Regions from separate parts of the Homo sapiens genome. Here region 1 is linked to region 2. The links are chromatin loops, found by intact Hi-C in ENCODE. Cell type or tissue: dorsolateral prefrontal cortex. All regions are shown on one strand. Links, peaks and the distances in the headings refer to the core of each region. The heading gives the core; the rest is flanking DNA. Region 1 has its middle 170 kb from the start of LINC01923. Region 2 has its middle 100 kb from the start of LINC01923.

The links. A loop is a pair of places that touch in the nucleus more often than their neighbours do. Peaks named below come from ENCODE experiments on the same cell type or tissue, not always from the same donor. Only the 100,000 strongest peaks of a DNase experiment are listed, where the experiment ranks them.
Region 1: it touches region 2 in a loop (2.4-fold over the local background); 1 of 110 quality-filtered maps calls a loop at or near these places.

Annotation. Positions count from the first base shown.
Region 1 is chr2:198,203,761-198,206,689 of GRCh38, forward strand. No RefSeq gene overlaps it. Among named protein-coding and RNA genes, the nearest start is that of LINC01923, 170 kb to the right of the region's middle. In dorsolateral prefrontal cortex, for the core only: no CTCF peak of the experiment used is centred there; no DNase peak of the experiment used is centred there; H3K4me3 peaks cover 183 bases; H3K27ac peaks cover 389 bases.
Region 2 is chr2:198,273,641-198,276,569 of GRCh38, forward strand. No RefSeq gene overlaps it. Among named protein-coding and RNA genes, the nearest start is that of LINC01923, 100 kb to the right of the region's middle. In dorsolateral prefrontal cortex, for the core only: no CTCF peak of the experiment used is centred there; no DNase peak of the experiment used is centred there; H3K27ac peaks cover 542 bases.

The sequences.
Region 1 (2,929 bases), core at 117-2,616, 70 kb before region 2:
AGAATGTATTTTTCACAATGGCTGAAAAATACATTCTAGCTTGTGTCTGAGAACTAAGATGAGAATATGGATATTGGTGAACATCAACAGTCTCTGGCATAGTTCCTGGAATAACAGAGCAGAAGATGCACAGTTAGTAGTCACTTGGTTATAAATAATATGTAAAGTCATGAATGAAGAAGAGATTGCCAACATAAAATATGCAGAATGAGAAGGGGGTTTAGGGCAACAATGCTGAGAATTACTAACCTAAGGAATGAACAAAGGAAGAGAACTCACAAAGGAAACTGAAAAGAAAGGCCAGAGATGTAGGAGAGTAGTCACAGAATTGAAAGGAAGAGAGTATTTCCAGAAAGTGGAAATGATCCTCAAGGTGAAAGGATTCTATGAAGTGTAAGGTGTGGGTTAAGGAGGATATTCCTGCTTTGAGGAAGAACTATCAGGGTTGAAAACTATATTTCAGTAGGTAGAGGAATGTTTGGGAGATTATAGGATACGAGTAGTAAGACTATTAAACTCTTTCTAAAAGATACAAGCAGCAAACACAGGATATAATTTTTTTAAAATAATATACCACTCACAGAATTAAATACTTAGTAATAAATCTAACAAAGGACAAAGGATTTTAGATTTTGTAACAGAATATTTTTGTTTACCATATAGGGAATATATATATATTCACTGTACCAAAACCCAAAACCCAAAGTATTAAAAGAAATATAAAAACAGAATGTGTCTTTCTATATATTTATAAATTATATATATTTATAAATATCTATATTTACAATATTTATAATATATTTATAAATATCTATATTTACAATATTTATAATATTGTAAATTTATGCATTAAATTATACATATTTATACAGTACACATTTATAAATATCTATATATCTACTTTTAACACCATGGGAATGACATTATACATTTTTTTTACAAGCCATTTCTTCTACTCATAGCATTGCAGACATCTATGGCAGGAACTGCTTGTGGCATAGCCAAAGGCCGTTTCTCCCTTTCACCCTTGATAGGGAATTCTGATTTGGTTCAGATACTCATCTCTCTACCACAGGAACATGTGTTTCACCAAGCTATTTGTGACAATTTTATTGTTTTTTCCAGGGACTGATTTAGGAATGAGTGTTTGCAATGTCAATGAGAGATGAAGGGAAGTCAATTAGAAAGTGTAGAAAAGGTTTTCTTTCTCCTAAAATGTGACGCAAGTCTAGGCATAGTGGTGTGTGCTTGTAGTCCCTGCTACTTGGAAGCGAGGGAGAATTCTTTAACTCAGGAATTTGAGACCAGCCTGGGCAACATAGCAAGACCCCCATCTCTAAAATAAAAATAAAAAATTAAAAGTGACAACCCCTTTTCTTCTGGACACAGCTATACTGGCATGTGACAACTGGAACTCTAGCAGCTACCTTGTAACATGAGGAGAGCCAGCCTCAGGACAGATTGTTGTGCTGCTGTTGACTCCTTGGAAACATGAATAGAAGCTGGATTTCTTTTTTTTTTTTTTTTTTTTGAGAGGGTCTCATTCTGTTGCCTAAGCTGGAGTGCAGTGGCATGATTACAGCTTACAGCAGTCTTGACTGCCTGGGCTAAAGTGATCTTCCCAGCTCAGTCTCCCGAGGTGCTGGAACTATCAGCATGCACCACCATGCCTGGCTAATTTTTTTCTATTTCTTTTGTAGAGACGGGGTCTCACTTTGTTGCCCAGGCTGGTCCTAGATGATCTTCCTGCCTCGACCTCCCAAAGTGCTGGGGTTACAGGCATGAACCACCATGCCTGGCCTGGAATTTTTTTTTTTTTTTTTTTTTAACTATAGCTCCTCTCCTTAGGAACTCCTTATATGAGAATTTTTTATTTTACATGTCTTATTGATTTGGGAATTTTTCTGTTATTTGCATCCAAAACACTAACAATATAACATATTTTCATATCAATTCAGAGATTTAACTATTTGCTTTAATTGCTGTGTGGTGTTTCACTGTGTGAATGGCTCATTACCTATTCATCCACCCAATCTTTCACCCATTCAGCATATGCTGTGGGCCAATCACTGGGGATAAAGCAGTGAACAAAACTGACTTTGTATCAACCCTCTTGGAGCTTTTTATTATTTATGTACTATATGCTAACCATGGGGAAAATGACATGTAGGACATAAAATGAACTAAAATATTTGTAATCCTTCTGTATTCCAATTTAACCCGCCCTCTCTGTTTTTAGGTCTTCTAGTAGTTATCATAATTTTCACATGTTTATACCTCTATGTCTTGAGCAAACGGTTGTTTGAGGTCTGAATAATCAAGGCAGGTTTTCTTGGACAGTACATACACAAGTGAGAAGCAGGTGGGCAGGCTGGGACCACCACAAGCATCAAGGTACAGAGGACATTGGCAGTGTTTCATTACTGGGTAGAGCTACGTTTGCCTCTTTCTGCACCCCCTACCCCATGTCTACTAGAGTGGTCCTAGTAGACATGAGGGAGAATGAGAAGGACAGCACAGTTACCTCCAGCTCTGCATTTTTTCTCTTTCTCTTTTAAGCACTCATAACTGTCAATAGAATGACCATAAGCAGGCAAGTGAATATGAAAAGAATATATAATTTTATTGTTCAATAAACAGATAGTGGTGAAATAAAGTTTTGCAATAAAGAAGCCCAGAATTCTACCCAAATGGAACAGCAAACACTGGTAAAGGTAAAACTTGACAGATACCTTGCATATTGACTTGGTTGGCAAAATACATTTTAACTAAAAGGTGTGGACTTAGGTTTGCTCATTGACATCACAGATTGTGAATAACTATGAGAAAAGGGCTCATAGTATTCACCTGTGGCTTAAGTAGACTCATCCTGTAATTTACCTCAGATCCCATGTCCTGGCCTAGAACTTTTGACAGATAAGGCACCTAT
Region 2 (2,929 bases), core at 163-2,662:
TGTGCAGTGGGAAGAAACAGTCTGAGTGGTCACAGTTCTTCTGGTGCTGATTAGAGCACTGCATTATATAGCCTTGGATTCTACTCAAAAGAATTCCTAGAGGAGAGAAAGCAGCCAAAGCTGATTCTAGGGAAAACATTTGGTTAATATAACCCCTAGGAAATCAGCAATCTCCTCCTACCCACAGTCTTAAAGAGTGTTTTGGGATTGTCATAAAGATAGAACAAAAGCCAAGCTACTGGGAGTTTTCTCACAGCTGCCAACCAAGCAGTGAGAAATGAGTCATTTGAGCTTGCCCTACCCTATTTGCTTTTGTCTAACAAAATTCTGACTTACTTACTGTTGATTGTTTCAATTTTTTCCCCGTATGTTTCTGAAGCATTCAGATGTGAAAGTGGAAAGTACTCTACTGGAATGAGATGCTGATGATAAAAAATTGGGGAGGAATTACAAATAGTTTAAGAGATGTTCTTAAAATGCAATTTGATCTTGATAAATGGGATACATAGGCTGAAATCAGTAAAAGGAAATTTAATAAAGTAGCTCATGTGAGGGAGGAGAAATAAAAGCATAGCATTCTACTGGGCAAAATCTATTCTCCATAAAACTGCCAAGCAAGCTTTTAGAGATTTGGCTATTAATGTAATGATTATGAATCGTGTGAGTGTGTTAAAATAACAATAGGTATATTGCTTTACATCAATAGAAATATCACAAATAAAATAATTTTAAAAGACTATTGTACCATACATGAAACAATTAAGTTGCTGCTGTAATTGAAGCAAGAAGAATAGCAGATTTCAAAAATAGCCCCCAAACAACTCGTCTTGGTAGACTGAATATTCTCTGATGCCCAGAAAAAGGTAAGAGGAAATCTCGTAATTGAGAATGGCATAACATCTCTCTACTGTCTACAGAAAATGCTGGAACTACCTTACTTGTAAAGATAGAAGAATTTTTCTCTTTAGCTTCTGTCTTTGTAGCAATACCTTTTCCTCTGCCTCAACTGTTATGTTGGAGATAGCTGTGTATTTTTATGGGAGCATTTTGTGACTGTCTTCAGGTCATTATAGAACTAATCAACTAATTTCTCCCCTATACTTCCACCCTGGCCATCAAGCCTGAGTGCAAACACCTACACTAATCATAAATGTGATTCATAAAATCCTCCTAACATTGATCTATTCATGGCTATTTTTATTTTTTTACAGTGTAGTAATCATCTATAAATCCACTTCATGAAACACAACCTGGAAACCTGCAATGATCTTCATCTGAACCCCAGGTTCCAGGATCCACTCCATCTTGTCATCACCCTGCATCTCTGACATGAGATGACCATCACCTAAAATTCCTTGTTCATCAATTCCTTTTTCTGATTTTACATAGTTTTATTGCATTTATTTAGAATCTTAAAAGTTTATTTTTGAGCATAATAAGGTATGTAATTGCTTGGGATTTACTTTTTAAATATATTTCCAAGATTGATCCACATTTCTGTGTTACTACAGTTCATCCATCTTCTGTATAATATTCCACTGCATAAATATGCCATAGTGTATTCATCTTCTCTTCTGTTGATGGATACTTGGTTTACTTCCAGGTTTTGGCTCCTGTAAACAATACTTCTATGAACATTCCGGTAGACTTATTCTACTAGAAAGTTTTTCTGGATCTTTTTTATAATCTTTCAGTCTCTAGTGTCTCTTATACTAAATTCACTTGTCCCTATCCTTGTCTCATATTCCCTTGCCACTACTGTTAGATAACTATATTCTCCTTTCCAGACTCTTCTAAGAGTGGTACATAACTGCCTCTACTGTCTCTACTTCCTCAGTTTGTATTCACTCTTCAACTCGTTATCTTCTTCCAAACTACCTTTGCTGAGATTATCAATTATTTCCATATTGCCAAATCCAATGAACGTTTTTCAGCAGTCTTATTAGAGCTGCTAACCATATTTGATGCAGTTGAGCATTCCTTTTGTCTTAGTCCATTGTGTGTTGCTGTAACAGAGTACCACAAACTGGGTAATTTATAAAGAAAATAGATTTATTTCTCATAGTTTTGAAGGCTGGGAAGTTTAATATCAAGGTGCTGGCATCTGATGAGGGCCTTCTTGCTGTCTCATCCCATGGTGGGAAGGTGGAAGGACAAGAGAGCACTGGCATGAGAGAGGGTGGAGAAGAGAGCTGAACTCCTCATTTAATTAGGAAAACACTCCCATGATAACTAACCCACTTCCACAATAATGGTATTAATCCATTCATGAGGGCAGAACCCTCATGATCTAATCACCTCTTAAAGGTCTTACCTTGCAACTCTGTTGCACTGGGGATTTAATTTCCAAACTATGTTTGGGCAATTTGAGCTCTTTCTTCTTCACTTACCACCTAATGATAAATAATGGAATTTATCAGAGGTCAGTTCTAGGTCTCTTTCTCTTTTCCCTTAATACTCTCCCATAGTTATGCCTGTTGTCTCAGCAAAATTCTTAATAGCATATCCTTTTTCTCTCAGAAGTGTCCTAGTTTTGATGGTAAATTATATATGCTCCTTACTTAGAGACCAGTGGTTTCCAGCTCATCCATGACTTATTTATCAAATCTTCTACCAATTATCTTTCCTTAGCTATTTTACAGGCACCTCAAACTCAATATTTCTAAAACTGAACTTTTGCTGTTTCTTTTAACACCCATTTCTCCCAGGTCTCCATCTCAGAAAAGGGTACCTCCACCACTTACTTGCTCAAGTGCTGAACCTTGGAGACTGTTTTTATGTGTGTGTATGTGTTTGATTTTTGCTTGCTTGTTTGCTTTTTAATTTTCTGTTTCCTAGCCCATGTGTCTCCAAAACCTGTCAATTCTAACTCCATCACTGGCACTAACTCCATTGTTCCCTTTTGCCTGGGAGCTGCAAAGGGCTCTTA